2 separate regions of the Homo sapiens genome follow, and region 2 is linked to region 1. Evidence: read pairs that join two places in POLR2A ChIA-PET (ENCODE). Cell type or tissue: Panc1. All regions are shown on one strand. Links, peaks and the distances in the headings refer to the core of each region. The heading gives the core; the rest is flanking DNA.

What was found. ChIA-PET counts read pairs that join two places held together with the same protein. Peaks named below come from ENCODE experiments on the same cell type or tissue, not always from the same donor. Only the 100,000 strongest peaks of a DNase experiment are listed, where the experiment ranks them.
Region 2: POLR2A ChIA-PET joins it to region 1 with 11 read pairs; 4 of 35 experiments call an interaction of 5 or more read pairs at or near these places.

What each region holds. Positions count from the first base shown.
Region 1 is chr19:39,787,905-39,798,737 of GRCh38, forward strand. It overlaps LOC124904719 (a long non-coding RNA gene), which reads right to left. Exons shown (of 2, transcript XR_007067258.1): 2 at 8,394-8,573. Among named protein-coding and RNA genes, the nearest start is that of LEUTX, 14 kb to the left of the region's middle. In Panc1, for the core only: no CTCF peak of the experiment used is centred there; DNase peaks (open chromatin) are centred at 5,467 and 8,199; H3K4me3 peaks cover 581 bases; H3K27me3 peaks cover 2,134 bases.
Region 2 is chr19:39,863,752-39,873,655 of GRCh38, forward strand. It overlaps FCGBP (Fc gamma binding protein), which reads right to left. Exons shown (of 36, transcript NM_003890.3): 31 at 9,473-9,904; 32 at 8,327-8,900; 33 at 6,465-6,664; 34 at 2,986-3,369; 35 at 1-141. Among named protein-coding and RNA genes, the nearest start is that of FBL, 22 kb to the left of the region's middle. RefSeq lists an enhancer at 2,678-3,877. In Panc1, for the core only: no CTCF peak of the experiment used is centred there; no DNase peak of the experiment used is centred there; H3K27me3 peaks cover 1,176 bases.

The DNA of each region.
Region 1 (10,833 bases), core at 1,668-9,667:
TGCCCATGCCACCCTTGCTGCCCAGTGGCCCCAGGAACTACGCACCTACCTGGCCTACGGCTGGCAATGCCAGCACCCAAGAAAGCCACCTGGAAGCCTGGGAATTGGCCTACCTAAACCTGCTAAACCTGTGCCAGCGTACACCACCCTGGGACTCAAGGACAGGCTCACCACTGCCACCACTGGGCCCGAAAACCGGCCCACCTGACATCCCCTATCCCAGAAAAGCTTCACAGCCTCCACCAACAACTGCACCTTAAGCCACGGAGGAAATAACACTACTGATGTTGCTTACAGCCAAATAAATCATACAGAGACTATACCTGGATAAAGAATTCAAAATAATGATATTAAAGAAGCTCAGTGAGATACAAAAGAACTCAGAAAAATAATACAAACAAATCAGAAAAACAATTCAGGATATGAATGAGAAATTTACCAAAGAGATAGATATAAAAAAGAACCAAACAAATTCTGGAAATGAAGACTTCATTGAATGAAATACAAAATATATTTGAAAGCTTCAACAACAGACTAAATCAAGTAGAAAAAAGAATTTCAGAACTTGAAGCCATATCTTTTGAAATAACCCAGGAAGACAAAAATAAAAAAGAATTTAAAAAGAATGATAAAAGCCTTCATGACATATGATACCATAAAGCAACCAAATTTTCAAATTACTGGGGTCCCAGAAGGCAAAGAGAGAGAAAAGGGTAAGAAAGTATTTAATAAAATAATAGGCCAGGCACAGTGGCTCACGCCTGTAATCTCAGCACTTTGGGAGGCCGAGGAGGGTGGAGCACCTGAGGTCAAGAGTTCAAGACCAGCCTGGCCAACATGGTGAAACCTGGTCTCTACTAAAAATACAAAAATTAGCTGGGTGTGGTGGTGCACACCTGTAGTCCCAACTACTTGGGAGGCTGAGGCAGGATAATTGCTTGAACCAAGGAGGCGGAGGTTGCAGTGAGCCGAGATCACGCCACTGCACTCCAGCCTGGCAACAGAGCGAGACTCCATCTAAAAACAACAACAAAAAGTGTGATTTATACACAATGGAGTACTATTTGGCCATTAAAAAATAATTTAAAAAAATGAAATCCTGTCATTTGCAACATAGATGAGCCTAAAGGACATTATGTTAAATGAAATAAACCAAACACAGAAAGACAAATACCACATGATCTCATACACATGTGGAATCCTAAAAGGTGGATCTGACACCTTACTTACACCTTACTCCTGCAAGAATGGCCATAATCAAAAAATAACAAAATCAAAGATCAAAAAATCAAAAAATAATAGGTGTTGTGCATGTGTGAAAAGGGAACACGTTTACACCGTTGGTGGGAATGTAAACTAGTACAACCACTGGAGAAAACAGTGGAGATTCCTTAAGGAGCAAAAAGTAGATTTACCATTTGATCCAGCAATCCCACTACTGGGTATCTACTTAGAGGAAAATAAGTCATTATACAAAAGAGATACTTGCACACACATGTTTATAGCAACACAATTCACAATTACAATAATATAGAACCAGCCCAAATGCCCATCAATCAACAAGTGGATAAAGGAAATGTGAGATATATATATATATATATATCGCACATACCATGGAATACTATTCAGCCATAAAAAGGGAATGAAATAATGGCATTTGCAGCAACCTGGATGAGATTAGAGACCATTATTTTAAGTGAGGTAACTCAGGAATGGAAAACCAAACATCATACTTTCTCACTCATAAGTGGGAGCTAAGCTATGAAGATCCAAAGGCATAAGAATGACACAATGGACTTTGGGGATTCAGGGGAAAGAATGGGATGGAGGTGAGGGATAAAAGACTACATATTGGGTACAATGTACACTGCTTGGGTGATGGGTGCACCAGAATCTCAGAAATTGCCACTTAGGAAATTATTCATGTAACCAAACACCACCTGTTCCCCCAAAAACCTACTGAAATAAAATAATAAAAATAAATAAGGCTGGGCGCAGTGGCTCACGCCTGTAATCTCAGCACTTTGGGAGGTCAAGGCGGGTGGATCACCTGAGGTCAGGAGTTCGAGATCAGCCTGGCCAACATGGTGAAACCTCATCTCTACTAAAAATACAAAAAAAAATTAGCTGGGCATGGTGGCGGGCGCCTGTAATCCTAGCTACCCAGGAGGCTAAAGCAAGAGAATCACTTGAACCCGGAAGGCAGAGGTTGCAGTGAGCCAAGATCGCACCATTGCACTCCAGCCTGGGCGACAAGAGGGAAACTCCGTCTCAATAAATAAATAAATAAATAAATAATAAATAATTTAAAAAAATTGAAAAAATAAATACATTTTTTAAAGTGGACCTCATAGAAGTAGAGAGTAGAATGGCGGTTAAAGGAATCTGGGGTCATTGGGGGTAAAGGGGAGTTGGGAAGACACTGGTCAAAGGATGCATAATTACATTTAGATAGAAGGAATAAGTTCAAGAGATCTATTGGACAGCATGATGACTATAATTAATGGTGATATATTGCATTCTTGAAAAATGCTAAGAGAGTAGATGTTAGGTGTTCTCACCACAAAAAAATAGATGATAACTATGTGAGGTAACACATTTCTTTAAATTAGCTGATTTGGCCAGGTGCAGTGGCTCACAACTGTAATCCCACCACTTTGGGAGGCTGAGGCAGGAGGATCACCTGAGGTGGAGAGTTCGAAGACCAGCCTGACCAACATGGAGAAACCCTATCTCTACTAAAAATACAAAATTAGCCAGGCATGGTGTCACATGCCTGTAATCCCAGCTAGTCAGGAGGTTGAGGCAGGAGAATCACTTGAACCCTGGAGGCGGAGGTTGCAGTGAGCCGAGATTGCGCCATTGCACTCCAGCTGGGGCAACAAGAGTGAAACTCCATCTCAAAAAATAAATAAATAAATAAATAAGCTAGATTTAACCATTCCACAATGTATACATATTTCAAAACATTATATTGTACAAGATAAAGTCATACAATTTTAAAAAACAAATAAATTTAGAACAAAATGATAGGGAAAGGTATTAGGGGCTGAGTGGTATATGGGAACTGCGTACTACCTGCTCAATTTTCTGTAAGCCTCAAACTGCTTCAAAAAATAATGTCTATTGCCAGGCGCAGTGGCTTACGCCTGTAATCCCAGCACTTTGGGAGGCTGAGGTGGTTTGGTCACCTGAGGTCAGAAGTTCAAACCAGCCTGACCAACATGGTGAAACCCCATCTCTACTAAAAATACAAAATTAGCCGGGCATGGTGGTGCATGTCTGTAATCCCAGCTACTTGGGAGGCTGAGGCAGGAGAATCGCTTGATGCTAGGAGGCAGAGGTTGCAGTGAGCCAAGATCGCACCATTGCACTCCAGCCTGGACAACAAGAGTGAAACTCCATCTCAAAAAAAATTATAATAATAATGTCTTAATTTTAAAAAAAAAATGTCTAGCTCGGCCGGGCGCCGTGGCTCATGTCTGTAATCCCAGCACTTTGGGAGGCAGAGATGGGCAGATCATGAGGTCAGGAGTTCGAGACCAGCCTGACCAATATGATGAAACCCTGTCTCTACTTAAAAAAAAAAAAAATTAGCCAGGTGTGGTGGCATGCGCCTGTAGTCCCAGCTACTCAGGAGGCTGAGACAGAAGAATCGCTTTAACCTGGGAGGCAGAGGTTGCAGTGAGCCAAGATCGTGCCACCGCACTACAGCCTGGGTGGCAGAGCGAGACTCTGTCTCAAAAAAAAAAAAAAAATGTCTAGCTTGATCTTAAAGGAATGAATGATTCCCTAAGAGAACTTAGTGAGGGCTGGAGCCCTTGAGTTCCACCAGCCAATCCCAGGAGTTAGCTGTAAAAGTCACTACTCACCTTTGCAAAATTCAACTTGATCAGGTACCTCTCCTTTAGTTTCAGGAAGAAGAAGCAAGAACCTTTAAATAATTAATAAGTAAGTGACTGATGTGAAGAAACGCTGAGGCTCTAAAGCTGGATGGAACAGAGACTGGACTATTCTCTGACCATCTAAGTCTATGCAGCTATAAACAAGAAGGTAAAGCTGCAGGGGCTGACCTGGAGGCCTCAAGATGTATCGATAAACCAGGATGGTAGCAGCTGCGGAACTGTGAGGTGCAGCGGTCCCCAATGTTTTTGGCACCAGGAACTGGTTTCGTGGAAGAAAATTTTTCCACAGACGGCAGCGGTGGGGTGGGTGGGTTGGGGTGGGGGATTGTTTGGGGAAAATTCAAGCATAATACATTTATTGTGCACTTTATTTCTATTATTATTACATTATAATATATCATCAAATAAGTATACAACTCACCATAATGTCAAATCTAATGGGAGCCCTGAACTTGTTTTCCTGCAACTAGATGGTCCCATCTGGGGGTGATGGGAGACAGTGACAGATCATCAGGCATTCGATTCTCATAAGGAGCATGCAACCTAGATCCCTCGAATGCGCAGTTCACAATAGAGTTTGCGCTCCTGTGAGAATCTAGTGCCCAAGCTGACCTGACAGGAGGCGGAGCTCAGGCTGTAATGCCAGCGATGGGGAGTGGCTGCAAATATAGATGAAGCTTTGCTGGCTGGCCCGCTGCTCACCTCCTGCTGTGGCGGTCTGGTTCCTAACAGGCCACCATGGGTACCCGTCTGTGGGGGTGGGGAGCGGGGGTGTTGGGGACCCCTGGTATAGAGTGCTCTCTTGTAACCCACCCATCCTCTGAGTGCAGATTTGCAAATACAACCACGTTCTCTAGAAGGGACCCTATGAGCTGGAGGATAAGACCACAGCCTGGAGTTTTGCTTTTGACTTTCGTAATGTTTAGGCATTTTTTATGGTGAGCATAGCTTACTTCTGAAATTTAATAAACGACTGTATTAAGCGGTGAAATAGTGAGTACACGGTTGTTTACTTTGTTATTCTGTTTGCATGAACATTTAAGAAAAATAAAACATTGAGAATTGTTGGTGGCAGGTGTGGTGGGAGCTTTTTAAAACAACAACAACAACAAAAGCTGTTCCCTACATGTAACAGGGATGTCTGTCTTCGGAGGAATTGGTGAGCTGCATCTCACCCCCCGGTGAAGCAAGGGGTCGTGGTGGTGGAACTTGACTGGGAAGTGGGAACTGATCCTGGGGAGCAATCCCAGAAGCCTGGGGCTAAGCCATGTCCTGAGAGTTTGGGAAATGAATGTATTAAGCAGCCCAGATGCCTAACTCCAGGGTCACCACCAGCCTTTGAGCTCCAGGGGGCGCTCCGCGAACATCCCATGAAAGCGCGCGGGGCGCTTGGGATGATGTTTGCAGGGGAACTGAGCCAGGCTGTGGTCCTCTGTGCCATCTCCTGCCGGTGGGCAGCACTCCTGTTGTGCACAGGGACCCCTGTTTCCTAGGTCCACAAACTGGTCGGGAAACACGAGTTGACCCGGCCGCCCCAACCTGCTTTCTAACAAGAGGTTCTGTCCAAGTTCCCCGCTCGACTTTCAATATGTCACTCAGCGCTTAAGCCTCACCCCTTATCCTTGATGTCCAATCAGGAGCGAGGGTTGGATCCCCAGGGGCCTGGGGAGGCAGAGGGTTCTTTTTTTTTTTTTTTAAACCTAAAAATTTAAATGAAGATGAAAATGGAAGATTCTTCATGGAAGTTTTAATGGCAACAATTAGTCTACGAAAAAATAGGAAGTCTGAATGGACCAATAACCAAAGAACTTACAAAGGAAGTAAAAGATCTAAGAAAGTCCTAGAAGGTTTTATGGGCAAATTCTGCTATACATTCCGACAAATCGTAATTGTACTGTCTCCTTAATTTTTCTGTAAATCTAAAACCATTCTAAAATAAAAAATTTATTTTAAAAATGTATCCAATCCCCCTCGTCCAAACCTTTGAAATGCTAAAGATTTCTTTTAAAACCCTCAATATCTCTGATTATTTTGTTAAGGTTTTTGTTTAAGACTATCTATTGAAGGCAGGGCACGGTGGCTCACACCTGTAATACCAGCACTTTGGAAGGCCAAGGCTGGAGGATCACCTGAGGTCAGGAGTTCGACACCACTCTGGCCAACATGGTGAAACCCTGTCTCTACTAAAAATACAAAAATTAGCCAGGCGTGGTGGCCCTCGCCTGTAATACCAGCTCAGCTACTCAGGAGGCTGAGGTGGGAGAATCGCTTGAACCTGGGAGGCGGAGGTTGCAGTAAGCCGAGATCGCACCACTGCACTCCAGCTTAGGCGAGAGAGGGAGACTCCTCTGTCTCAAAAAAAAAAAAAAAAAAAAGAGAGAGAGAGAGCATCTATTGAAGAGTGAGTTTTCTTACAATGCCCAAAGCAACTGTCTCCTTCTTTCCCTGGCCCTCTCCATGTCTGTATTCACATAGAGTCTACATAATGGGCAAATTGTGATTAACAACTTTGTCTCCTGCCTTTAAAAAAAAATCCTAAAATCCTATCATACTCCAGGCCGTCTCCACGTCTGCTTAATGAACTGTCTTAATTTTTATTTATTTATTTATTTATTTATTTATTTATTTATTTATTTATTGAGACAGAGTCTCGCTCTGTTGCCAGGCTGGAGTGCAGTGGCGTGATCTTGGCTCACTGCGATCTGCGCCTCCCGGGTTCAAGTGATTCTCCCACTTCAGCCTCCCGAATAGCTGGGATTACAGGCACGCGCCGCCACACCCAGCTAATTTTTGTATTTTTGGTAGAGACGGGGTTTCACCATGTTGGCAAGATGGTCTCGATTACCTGACCTCGTGATCCACCCGCCTCTGCCTCCCAAAGTGCTGGGATTAACAGGCATGGGTCACTGTGCCCGGCCGAACTGTCTTAATTTTTGAGAGTAGGTTTATTACACTGCTCGATGGACAAAAAAATTGGGCACTCTTCTAAAGCTCAGGGGAAAGGGTGCCAAGAGAGGAGTCCCAGGGAAGAGATGTTCAGAGAACATCATACCACCCCACCTGCTCTCTTTTTTTTTTTTTTCTTCAGGAAATGAGGTCTCATTATGTTTCTCAGGCTGGCCTCGAACTCCTGGCTGCAAGCCATCCTCCCTCCTCAGCCTCCTGAGTAGCTGGGATTCCAGCTGTGAGCCACCACGCCTGGCTTGACTTTTATAATGCCTTCTCCTTTGACAGTTTGAAGCCTCTTGGTTAAAGCAAAGGGGGACCTGGAGGGTGACTTCAGTGGGAAGCGGGAAGAGTGACTGGAAACTGGTCCCTTCTGCTGCATGTCTCAGTGTAAGTGTCAAGAAGTGCTGGGGTAACGTTAGCCACTTCCTCTCTGCAACCAGCCCCCAGGCGCTTCACTTCTCTCTTTCCTCCACCTGAGATGACACAGTTGTGGTTAAGGCCCTGGACCAAGAGGTTAGCCTAAATGAGAGTCCCATCTCTGCAACTTCTACCTGGATGAATTTGAGCAAGTGATTCACCTCTCTGAGCTTCGGTTTCCTCATCTGGGAAATTGAGATAATAACAGTTAATGTCTACATCATAAAGTTGTTGTGATAACTAAATAAAAACGTCATGATAATTAAATAAATTAAAATGTGGCCCGGGCGCGGTGGCTCACGCCTGTAATCCCAGCACTTTGGGAGGCCAAGGCGGGCGGATCACGAGGTCAGGAGATCGAGACCACGGTGAAACCCCATCTCTACTAAAAATACAAAAAAATAGCCGGGCGTGGTAGCAGGCGCCTGCAGTCCCAGCTACTCGGGAGGCTGAGGCAGGAGAATGGCGTGAACCCGGGAGGCTGAGCTTGCAGTGAGCGGAGATCGCGCCACTGCACTCCAGTCTCTGGGCGACAGAGCGAGACTTCGTCTCAAAAAAAAAAAAAAAAAAAAAAAAAAAAAAAAACCTTGTCACTTTAATGTTTTACTTTATTGGAAAGAGATTGTTAAGGATTCCAGCTAGTTGTTTCTGGATAGCAGAAATGACTAGCCTTCTTGGAACAGATCTTCTGTCTTCTGAAAAAGTCACTAGAATAACTCTTCAGTCACACACATGTAAAGCAAGTGTTTACCCCAATTGCTAAGAACCCAGGAAGGGAAAATCTTAAGGGATGTGGGTATTCTGGGAGTAAACAGATTGACAGCCACACTCCTTCACTTTGAGATACAAAAGTTCTAAAACATTTCTGTTAAACCAGAGTGGTCAGCTCTCATGAGAGGATCGAGGAATTGCTATAGGAAAACTCACCATAATGGTTAGGGGTGTGTGTGTTAGTAGCTCAGACACAGGTACCTTAGAGAGCTGGTATTAGCTAGGAAGGACTACTGATGGGTTGAATTTGTATCCCCTGTGGTAAGAGGCATAACAAGCTGATTTCTAACTGAGGGTAGAAAGTGACTGTGTTAACTTGGGGCTGCTGCAATTACAGGACCACAAGCTGGGTGGTTTAAACAACAGAAATTTATTGTCTTGCAAATCTGGAGGGGAGGGTAGAAGTCAGGAATCAAGGTGTTGGCAGGGCTGCACCCCCTCTAAAGGCTCTAGGAGAGGATCCTTTCTTGCCTCCCCCAGTTTCTGGTGGCTCCACGTGTTCCTTGGTTTGTGACAGCAGCTCTCCCATCCCTATAGAGAGAAAGTAGATGGTGGCTTAGGGATGGGGAGGATGGAGTGACAGGGGATGATAGCTGAAGACATAAGGTTTCTTTTGGAGGGGATGAAAATCTAAAATTGATCATGGTGATTGTTGTCCATATCTGTGAATATATGAAAAACTATTGAATTGTATACTAAATGGGTAAATGTTATGGTTTGTGAATTGCATCTCAATGAAGTTTTTTTTAAAATGACACAAACTTGAGATAAGAGCCCAACTTTATTCTTTTGTATGTGGCCATCCAGTTGTCCCAGAACCATTTGTTAACAGGACTATCACTTCCCCACTGAGTAATCTTGGCAACCTAGTGGAAAGTCAGTTGGCCGTAGACACGTGGTTTTATTTCTAGATTCTACTTCTATCCTTTTGATCTATATGTCTGTCTTCATGTCTGTACCACACTGTCTTGATTACTTTTGCCTTAGGTTGGTACAAAAGTAATTTCAGTAAATTTTGAAGTTGGGAAGTGCCAGTCCTACTTTGCTTTTCTTTTTCAAGATTATATTGGTTATTCTGGGTCCCTTGCGATTCCATATGAATTGTACATTCAGCTTGCCAATTTCTACAAAGTCAGCTGAGATTCTGACAGGGATTCCACTGAACCTGTAGATCAATTTAGGGAGTATTGCCATTTTAACAATACAAGGCTTCTGATCCATATACAAGAGAGATTTTTTTTCCATTTATTTAAATCCTCTTTCATTTCTTTCAACAAAATCTCACCATTTTTAGAGTATAAGTTTTGCATTTCTTTTGCTAAATTTATTCCGAATTTTTTATTGGTTTTGATGCTATTGTAAATGGAATTGTTTTCTTGATTTCGTTTTCAGATTATTCATTGCAAGCATATGGAAATACAATTGATTTTTATATATTGACCTGGTATCCTGCAACCTTGCTGAACTTGTTCAATAGTTCTAACAGTTATTTGCTGGACTTCTTAGGATTTTTCTATATACAAGATCATGTCATCTGCAAAGAGTTTACTTCTTCCTTTCAATCTGGATGGATGCTTTTTTTTTTTTTTTTTCCTTTCATGCCTATCCTGACTAGAACCTCCAGTACAATGGTGAAGTGGTGGAAGCAGACACCTTTGCCTTGTTCCTGATCTTCGGGGGAAAGCATCCAGTCTGTTTTCACTAAGTATGATGTTAGATGTGCTTCGTAGAGGCCCCAGTGTCAGGTTGGGGAAGTTCTCTTCTATTGTTAACTTCCTGAGAGTTTTTACCATGAATGGGATTTTGCTAAATGCTTGTTTTGTATCTATTGAGATGATCATGTGGTTTTTGTTTTGTATTCAACTGATAGGATATACTATATTAATTGATTTGGGGATGTAAAACCAATCTTGCATTCATCCTGTGATAAAGCTCATTTTTCATGGTACGTACTTCTTTTTATATATTACTGGATTCCATTTGCTAGTATTTATTTGAGGATTTTTGCATCTGTATTGGTAAAAAGATATTGGGCTGTAGGTTTCTTGTGGTGTCTTTGCTTGGTCTTGGTACCAGGGTAATACTGGCCTTAAGAATGAGTTGGGCAGTGTTCCCTCTTCTATTTATTGGAAACCTTTGTGAAGAACTGATATTAATTCTTCTTCAAATGTTTGGTAGGGTCAGTGGTGAAGGGCCTAGGGTTTTCTTTGTGGGTAGTTTTTATATTATTAATTCACTTTCTTTGCTTGCTATAGATTTATGTAGATGTCCTATTTCTCTTAGACTCAGTTTCAGTAGTTTGTGTCTTTCTAGAAATTTGTTTTTCATCTCAAGTATCTAGTTTATTAGCAAATAGTTGCTCACAGCATTTATTTCTATAAGGTTGGTAGTAATGTCTCCTCTTTCATTTCTTTTTTTAAAAATTTAAATTTTATTTTAATTGAAAAAATAGTAATTATATATATTTATGGGGTACAATGTGATGTTTTGCTATGTTTATATTGTTAAATGGTTAAATAAAACTAATTAATAAATCTGTCACCTCACATACTTATTTTTCATGATGACATTTATGATAAGTGAAATAAGCCAGGCACAGAAAGACAAATAGACTCCATATATATGTGAGATACATGGAATCTAAAAGAGTCAAACTCACAGAAGTGGAGAGTAAAATGGTGATTACCAGAGGCTGGGGAGGAAGATGGATGGGGAAAGGGAAACTGTTGATCAAAAGGTACAGTTTCAGTTAGACAGGAAGAATAAACTTTAGTAATCTATTGCATAAAAT
Region 2 (9,904 bases), core at 296-8,295, 74 kb after region 1:
AATCACAGCCACCTTCCCATTGGCTCCAAGCCACACCTGGACCCCTGCCTTCTGGCGGACTAGCAGGGAGCCATCAGGTGTACGACTCACGGACACAGATGCTAACTTCTCAGCTGGGAGATCCACTCGGAGACCATTCACCTGGTGGGGGATGCCCAGCAAACACAGAGGTGAGGCCACAGCCCCAGAATAGCTGGGTGTTACCAGGATGGAGGATGGAGACCCCAAACAAGATAAGTTCATGGAGCTAAATCAAAGAGGCAGGTGCTGAAAGAGATGAAGACCTGGATGTTTGCACTATTTGGAGCAATGGATACATGAGAAGATAGCTAGAGATCTGGATAGACGGATAAAAGGATGGAGAGTGGAGGGATGGAGAGACGTACCCATGGATCTACACAACACCCCAAAGTCGGTGGGGGAAGCATTTTGTACCAGACAGATAAGCAAACAGACAGACAAACAATCAAACCCCAGGGTCATCCTTATGGTTCTAGTTTTCTTTTTCTTTTCTTTTTTTTTTTTTTAAGATAGGGTTTTGCTTTGTCATCCCAGCTGGAGTGCAGTGGTGCAATCACAGCTCACTGCAGCCCTGACCTCCTAGACTCAATCAATCCTCCCACCTCAGCCTTCTGAGTAGCTGAGACTACAGGACTACAGATGTGTGCCACCACACCAGGCTAATTTTTGTATTTTTTTCTAAAGATAGGGTCTCACTGTGTTGTCTAGGCTGGTCTTGAACTCCTGGATTCAGGTGATCTGCCTCCCTCAGCCTGGTTCTAGTTTGCAAAATAAAACAAACTTTGAGCACATCCTGTAAGTTATTGGTTCCCTAACCAAAACAACGTTATCCTTTATTTTTGCAATGCTGATGTCTGAAGATAAGTAATGACTTTAGCAAATATAATAATCATGTGAGAAAATTACTTTTTCTTCATCATAGGCTGCAGATCCAGTAACTTTGTGAGTTTTTCCTTTACATAACTGTTGTCTATGTTAGTTGGTGAATTAACCCTTCTAAAGTTAGATTCCCTAGAGAAACTTCCTTAAAAGACTTGTCTTTTTTTTTTTTTTTTTTGTAAATCCTTCTTTTGTTTGTTTGTTTTTTGTTGTTGTTGTTGTTGTTTTGTTTTTTGGTTTTGGTTTTAGTTTTTTTTTTGAGATAGAGTCTTGCTCTGTCGCCCAGGCTGGAGTGCAATAGCGCGATCTCAGTTCACTGCAACCTCCGCCTCCCGGGTCCAAGTGATTCTCCTGCCTTAGCTGGGACTACAGGCATGTGCCACCATGCTCGGCTAATTTTTGTATTTTTAGTAGTGACAGGGTTTTGCCGTGTTGGCCAGGCTGGTCTCTAACTCCTGACTTCAAGTGATCTGCCCGCCTCGGCCTCCCAAAGCGCTGGGATTACAGGCATGAGCCACCATGCCCAGCCCTCTAAATGCTTTTGTATCTGAGTTTTCCTCTGCCAGATGATTGGAGAGATAGGTAGATAGATCTGAAAAGACAGATGGGTGGGTGGGTGGGTGGGTGGATGGATGGAGGGATGGATGGGTGGATGGGTGGATTGGTGGGTGGATGGATGGATGGACAGATGGGTGGGTGGATGGAAGAAAGAAGGAAGGGAAAAAGACTAGAAGGAAGGAAATAGGAAAAAGAGAAGGGGGTAGAATAGATGCTGGAAGGAAGGAGGGGAAAAGGGAGGATGGGTGTAGTGAAGGACAGATGAAGACTAGTGGATGGAAAGTCTCAGTAGGGTGCAAGCTTTCCAAGTATAACGACTGAGTCCGAGTCATCTCTGTTACCCAGCACATGGCCTGGCACAAAAGGAGCAGGGCTGAGTTTATTCACAAAACCAGCCTTTTACTGAGTACCCTCTAGGTGCCATGCCCTGATCTGGGTACTGGGAACAAACTGGTGACCAAGATGGACAGGATCCCTGCCTACCTGCGGCTTATAGTCCAGTGATGAACAAAGATGCTGAGCATCTTCTGGGAGTTTCCTTCTAGGAGTCTGGAATTTTGGTAGGTGGATACCAAAACCCCAGGCACTGAGACTCTATGAATTTCCCTGGCAGATGACATTTCATGTTTCATCACAACTTTGTTGCTGGAGGAATTAAGCACATCCTGTGTGACTCTACCGAGAAAGGACTCTCGGAAGCTTGCACATGATTTCCCCTGGACTTTGTGCGATGCACCTTTTCCCTGTGTCAATTTCACTTCGTATCTTTTCCCTATGATACATCTTAGCCCTAAGTACAACTATATGCTGAGTCCTGTGAGTCCTAGTGAATCACTGAACCAGGTTATGGGAAACCCTGACACATTATGTGACCCCCCACCCCCAGCCTTGACCAATCACGGAACTTCCTCCCTAAAGTCACAGTGATTGGCTCCAGGGGTGGGCATGTGACCCAAACTGGCTCAGTGAGATATAATCCTGGGTCTTTTATTGAACCATTTTCTGTTAAGGTAGATAAGCTGGTGGGGTGTAGGCCTGGGCAGCTGGGCGGGGGTCGTCTTTACACCTGTAAGTGGAAAGCCTGTTTGAGAACAAAGCTGATTTGGCAAATAGCAAGTCTCAAAGACGGAAGTACAAATTTCTGATAATATTGCCAGGGCACCTAGATCCAGCCATTCCTGAGGCTCTATCCTGGGATTTTCTAGCTACATGGACTAATAAATTCAATTTTGCTTAAGGCAGTTTGAATTTGGTTTTAAGTCACTTGCAACCCATAGAGTCTCGATTCATACTAATGTCAAAACTATTAAGTTGCTTGAGTATGTTTTTGCTCCTCTAGAACTCAGCCAGAACAGAGGGACCAAGTTTGAAATATTGAGATAAATACAAATCCAGAGACTAAACCGCAGAGACCTGGATAAAGAAAACAGATCGCAAGACAGAAAGGAAGCCAGGAATGTGGGGACACTGTAATCAGAAGAGCAAAAGCCCAGGGAGACATTCCCTACCCCCTACTCACAAACTTACCCACACACCCTTGTTTGGAGTCAACGTCACCATCCCATCCTGGAAGAAGATGTGGACCTGGCCCACAGCCTCCGTTTTGCCATGGCAGATCTGGACTTCGGCAACTACACGGTACCAGGGGATGGTATTCTGTAGTCCTGGGCAGCGGGAAGAGAGCTCATAGACACCAGGAGAGGTGGTGGCACCACGGGCCCCATCAAAGGTGGTGAGGTTGGCACCCACAGACAGGACACAGAGACCACGGGTGGCCCAGCAGTTCCGGGCTTCAGCCTTGACCTCACATACACGGCCTGGTGGGCAGCCAGCTGCCTGGCATGTCAGGCCAGAGCTTGAGGAACAGGAACAGCGCTCGCTGCAGTCTGAGGTCAGCAGGGAGGAGTTTACCTGTGCACAGAAAGGGGCCAGGTTATGGTGGTGGGATGGATCGCAAAAATGGCCACACTGCTTGAACCCTCTGTATCCATGCAGAGTGACTTTACAGACTCCCATTAAGAAATAGAGTTTATTTCCCCCTCCCTATGAATCTGGGTTGGCCGTAAGACTATATTTAGGTCAATGAAACACAGAAGAAGCAATGTTGTAACAGGTTTAAGCCTAGACCTCAAGAGACCTCACAGCTTCTCTTTCCTTCTCTCTCTCTCACATACACAGAATCCTGCCCAGCCACCATGAGAACAAGCCTGGGCTAGCTCCCTAGAAGATGAGTGACCCCATGGAACATAGATAACTCTTCCAGCTCAGGCCACCCTAGACCAGGCAGCCTTCAGCTGACCCACCAGCTGACTACAGATATTATACATGAGTAAGCCCAGAGGATAGCAGAAGAACCACCCAGCCAAGTCCAGCCTAAACTGCAGTCACAAAATTGCAAACTAAATGAATAATTGTTTTAAGCCACAACGTTTTGGAGTGATCTGTAACCCAGCAAAAGCTAACTGATACAGGTAAGAAATGAAGAAATGTAATTAACAAAATAAATGCCATCTCTACAATGATGATTTCCACATCTCTAGGCCAGACCTCTCCCATGAAGGCCAGACTCACAAATCCAAGACTTCGGGCATAGGCAGAGGGGTCAGGGCAGAGATGGGGAAGCATAGGGAGCTGAGGGGTTCAGAGGAGGCACCTAACCCAGCCTAGGGGATCAAGGATGGCTTCCAGTAGGCAGTGAGACCTCAAGGAAAGAGCAAAATTTGGCTCCATTTGCAAGCAATGCAAGTTAGTGCTGCATGTTAATGGCTAGCCTCGGGCTGACTTCTCTATGTCACAATTTCTTCATCTGTAAAATGGGGAAAATAGTCATAGTATCTATTGCATAGGATTGTTGTGATTATTAAATGAATTAACATCCAGAACATGGCCGGGAGAGGTGGCTCATCCCTGTAATCCCAGCACTTTAGGAGGCCAAGGCAGGAGGATTGCTTGAGCCCAGGAGTTTGAGACCAGCCTGGACAACATAGCGAGATCCCATTTCTACATAAAAATTAAATAGTCAGCCAGGGATGGCAGTGTGAGCCTGTGGTCCCAGCTACTCAGGAAGCTGAGACAGAAAGATCGCTTGAGCCCAGGAGTTTGAGGCTGTAGTAAGCCGTGATCATGCCACCGCACTCCTGCCTGAAAGACAGAGTGCAATCCTATCTCAATAAATAAATAAATAAATAATAACACCCATAACAAACATGGTGCATAGTAAGAGCTCAAAAAAATTATTAACAAGAATAAATCAATTCTTCAATTTAATTCATATTATTAAACAATTATTAGCTGGGCTACCTATTTGCACTGTTGTAAACTGCTATTTCTTTTTTTTTCTTTTTGACATGGAGTCTCGGTCTGTTGCTCATGCTACAGTGCTGTGGCACAATCTCGGCTCGCTGCAACTTCCACTTCCCGGGTTCACGGGATTCTCCTTCCTCAGCCTCCCGAGTAGCTAGGACTACAGGTGTCCACCACCACACCCAGCTAATTTTTGTATTTTTAGTAGAGACGGGGTTTCACCATATTGGCCAGGCTGGTCTCGAACTCCTGACCTTTTGATCCGCCCGCCTTGGCCTCCTAAAGTGCTGGGATTACAGGTGTGAGCCACTGCGCCCCGCTGTAAACTGCTCTTTCTTTTTACTGAGTGTGATGAACATGCAGGGCAAGGCCCAGTGCTCAGTGGGTATCTTTCCTGTATAATCGGGCCTGATCCTCAGATACCTATGGTACAAAGATGGTGATTAGTCCCATTTTACAGGTGAAGAAAATGCAGTTCAAGGAGGGGCCAAATGATGCCCCCGCCCCAAGATATCAGGTCCTAATCCCTGTAATGAGTAAATGTCACCTTATATGGGAAAAGTGTGTTTGCAGATGTGATTGAATTAAGGATCTGAAGATGGAAAATTTCTCCTGGATTATCTGAGTGAGCCTTAGATGCAATCACGTGTATCCTTATAAGAGAGAAGCAGAGGGAGGTGTTATGACACACTCAGAAGAGGAGGCAGAGGTTGGTGTGATGTGGCCACAACCAAGGAAAACCTGCAGCAACCAGCAACTGGAAGAGGCAACAAACAGATTTTCCCCTAGATTTCTTTTTTCTTTTCTTTTCTTTTCTTTTTTTTTTTTTTTTGACATGGAGTCTCGGTCTGTCACCCAGGCTGGAGTGTAGTGGCGCAATCTCGGCTCACTGCCACCTCCGCCTCCTGGGTTCAAGTGATTCTCCTGCCTCAGCCTCCTGAGTAGCTGGGATTACATGCACGCACCACCATGCCCGGCTAATTTTTGTATTTTTAGTAGAGACAGGGTTTCACCATGTTGGTCAGGCTGGTCTTGAACTTCTGACCTCGTGATCCGCCCGCCTCAGTCTCCCAAAGTGCTGGGATTACAGGTGTGAGCCACCGTGCCTGGCTCTTTTCCTTTTTTCTTTAGAGGTAAGGTCTTGCTCTGTCACCCAGGCTGGAGTGCGGCAGCGTGATCATAGCTCACTGCAGCCTCCAACTCCTGGGGTCACGCCATTGTCCCACCTCAGCCTCTTGAGTAGCTGGGACTATAGGTGTGCACCACCATGCCCAGCTAATTAAAAAAACAATTGTATGTTGCCCAAGCTGGTTTTGAATTCCTGGGCTCAAGTGATCCTCCCGCCTTGGCCTCCCAAAGGGCTGGGACTGCAAGTATGAGCCACTGGGCATGGCCTCCCCTAGATTTCTCTGGAGGGAGTGCCACCTTGCCAACACCTTGATGTCAGCCCAGTATTCCTGATTTCTGACTTTTGGCCTTCAGAACTGTGGGAGAATGAATTTCTCCTGTTTAAGCTACCATGTCTGCGGTAATTGGTTACAGAAGCTGCAGGAGACTAATAGGGGGAGGTTGCCTGCATCAAGTCACATAGCTGGGATATGGCGGTACCTCCTCTGTCCCCAGCCTTGAAGAGGTCAGCACAGAATCTCTGGGTCTCTCTCAAGCTCTTCTACCCTCTCTGCCCACCCCAAGCCCCTACTCACCGGCAAGTATCGGCCATTATGGGTGCAGCCACAATCTTGGACAGGGATGCAGACACCCTGGGAAAGCAGGAAGCGGTCGTCGCACTCACAGCCCTCAAAACAGCGGGTGGTGCAGCCCGTGAGGCCGGAGAGAGCCGCACAGGATCCCTGGCAGGTGCGAGTGCAGATGGAGTAGTGGCTGTGGGCGGGGCAATGGAGCGCTGCAGAGAGAGGAGGCAGGGCTGAGTCACACCTCCAAAGGGTCCTGGATAACCAAGGGGGCCTACTGCACACCCAGCCCTGTTTTAGGCGGTGCTGAGGACACAAATACTGAGAAAAGTCTCAACCCCAGTCCTACAGAGCTCACTTCCAGTGGGACAGACAGGAAGAGCCCAAAGTGAACATGCTGCATCAGGGAGTGTAGACAGAGAGGTCAGGGTCAGGGTGGGGAGGCACAGGCAGAGGGGTCAGGGCAGGCATGAGGGGGCAAAGGCAGAGGGGTCAGGGCCAGGGTAGGGGGCTACAGACAGAAGGGTCAGGGCTGGGATGGGGAGGGCACAGACAGAGGGTTGAGGGCCAGGGTAGGGGGCACAGGCAGAGGGGTCAGGACCAGGGTCGGGGGCACAGGCAAAGAGGTCGGGGCCAGAGTGGGGGCACACAGGCAGAGGGGTCAGCGCCAGGATGGGGAGGGCACAAACAGAGGGTTGAGGGCTGGGGTTGGGGGCACAAGCAAAGGGGTCAGGGCTGGGGTGGGGGGGCAAAGGCAGAGGGGTCAGGGCCGGGATGGGGAGGGTACACACAGAGGGTTGAGGGCCGGGGTAGGGGGCACAGGCAGAGGGGTCAGGGCTGGGTAGGGGGCACAGGCAGAGGGGTCAGGGCCAGGGTGTGGGGGGCACAGGCAAAGGGGTCAGGGCTGGGATAGGGGGGCACAGGCAGAGGGGTCAGAGTTGGGACAGGGGCTATATGGACCCAAGGGAATTATCTGTGGTAAGTCCCTGGTCTCTGGCTAAGCAATTGGTGGAGGTGTGGCTGTTCTGCAATGCCCACCAGGTTTGGGGAAGGAGCATCAGGCTGGGGGTGAAATGCTGATTTTATTTGGGAACACAGCAGGTAAGAGGGACGGTAAGGACACCCAGGGGAAGGTGTCTTGGACACCCTAACAATTACCACAGACTTTGTAGCTTAAACAGGGGAAATTCATTCTCCCACAGTTCTGAAGGCCAGAAGTCAGAAATCAGGATCACTGGGCTGACAGTCAGGAGAGAGTTCAGGGCTTGAGACAGACAGACCAGGTCCATGGTCAACAATGAGAACAAATCTAAGGCCGCGGGTGTGGATGACCGCCCTGGGTATAGGTCCTGCCCAGGGGAGACCTGGCTCTGACCTGGAGCCGAAGGGGCCATTGCTTTTTCCTGAGAGTCTCTGGTGATGTCCCTCCCATGGGGAATTGAATGAGAGGTACAGTCCTAGTTTAGCGGGGTGTTTAATAGCCTGCAGCCTTGTCTTGGGGGGATCTGAGGGGATATGGTCTTGTCGGGGGTAGAAGGAGGGTCTGTGTGAGCCACAGATCTCCCAACCCATCCAACTCTCCCTTTCAGGTCACTGCAGAAAGAGTCCAGAATAGAACACTAGGGAAGAAGAGAATTTGAGGTTTGAGCAGAGTGGGCCCAGACAGGAGGCTGAGAAGGAACAGTCAGAGGGATAGCAGGGAAGCCAGTGGACTATGCCGTGGGAGAAGAAGTTGTGTGGGTGTGGGGTGGGAGGGGGTGGGGAGGGAGCGCTTTTACAGGGAGAAACCACTCCGACATGCAAATAGAAGGAATGGGCCAGGAGGGGCCCCTACACCTGGTCTAGAGTCCTGCGAGGGACCCACGGACACTCACGGCAGAAGCTGTCTGTCCTCCAGGGCTTCACGGCCACGCCAGCTGCCTGACAGGCCGCCGTGTAGGCTGCCAGGCTGCGGCACAGGAAGGCTTTGTCACCCTTTTGCGCGCACAGGTCGTATACGCATTGGCGGAAGTACTCAGAGGGACTCAGCACCGCCTGGCAGGTCGCGAAGGGGCCCTGGGGGTTCCGGAGCTGCCCGCAGGCCTCGTTGCTCTCATAGGGTGCAGTCTCCTCTGCCAAGCACACTGGGCAGCCTTGGGGCCCGCAGCCCTCGCCACAGCCCTTGGAGGAGCCGGGCGCCCGCCATGCAGCCCCGAAGGTCTCCACACTGGACGCTGCTGAGCCATTGGGCAGGACAAAGTCGTCACTCCAGTTGCCATTGAAGTTCCCACAGAGGCCACAGAGCCGTCCACGGAAGGGGCTGGGGATGGACATGAGGAGGTGGGCATCGCCATCAAAGAGAAGCCGCAGCCCCTTGGTCGTCTGCAGAACCATGTTTCGGCCCTCGGCGGTCACCCGCACGCGGCCCACAGCCACAGGCAGGGCCACAGCCTCGCCGTCCACGGTGACCTGGGTGGAAGGGTCGGGTAGGTCAGGAACTCACAGAACCACAGGCAAGGCTGTCCTGTCCCACTCCCAGGCCAGAGCTGCATCTCCCTCAGTCCCATTAACGTCAGGTCATGTTTCCCTTAAACTTCTTGGGCCCCAGGCCTGGCGTGGTGACTCACACCTATAATCCCAGCACTTTGGGAGGCCCAGACAGGTGGATCACTTGAGCCCAGGAGTTCGAGACCAGCCTGGCCGTGACAGCAAGACCTCATCTCTACCAAAAATAAAAAATTAGCTAGGCATGGGGGGCTGAGGTGGGAGGATTGCTTGAGCCCAGCAGGTTGAGCCTGCAGTGAGCTGTGATCACGCCAATATACTCCAGCCTGGGTGACAGAACAAGACCCTGTCACAAAACAACACAAAAATCTCCCACGGTGGGACCATTCACCAAACCTTCCAGGGTAGGTACCAGAGTTCCCATGTTAGAGGAATGTCCCTCTCATACCTACAGGGTGGGGTCGTGTCTCCCTCAGAACCCCCTAGATGGGGCTGTGTTGCCTTCAGACCCCCAGGGCAGGCTCACATGGACTCACCTGCTGCCCCTGAGCTAGGCTCACAACCTGGCCAGCCACAGTAACCAGGAGGCGTTGGAGATCTCCAGCTGCATTCTTCTCAAGCACGATGGAAAAGTCCTCGTCCCCAGGCTTTGGGTGGCAGACTTGGGCCAAGACATAGGAGCAGGAGCCATGCAGGTCGTAGACACGGCCATCAAGGGTGATGTAGTGGATGCCCCCGTTGGCCAGGCAGCGGCCACAGCCTGTGGCATGACAGGCCTGGACACCATCCTCTAACCGGCACTCCTCATGGGGCCCACAGGCTGCGCCCTCCTGGCAGGTGACATGGCCACCTGGCCCACACTCACAGCGCCGCTCACACTCAGGGCCCGGGTAGAAGACCTCGCCCAGTGGGTAGTAGCGGCCATCATGGAGGCAGCCACACTGGCCCACGGGTACGCAGGTGTCACC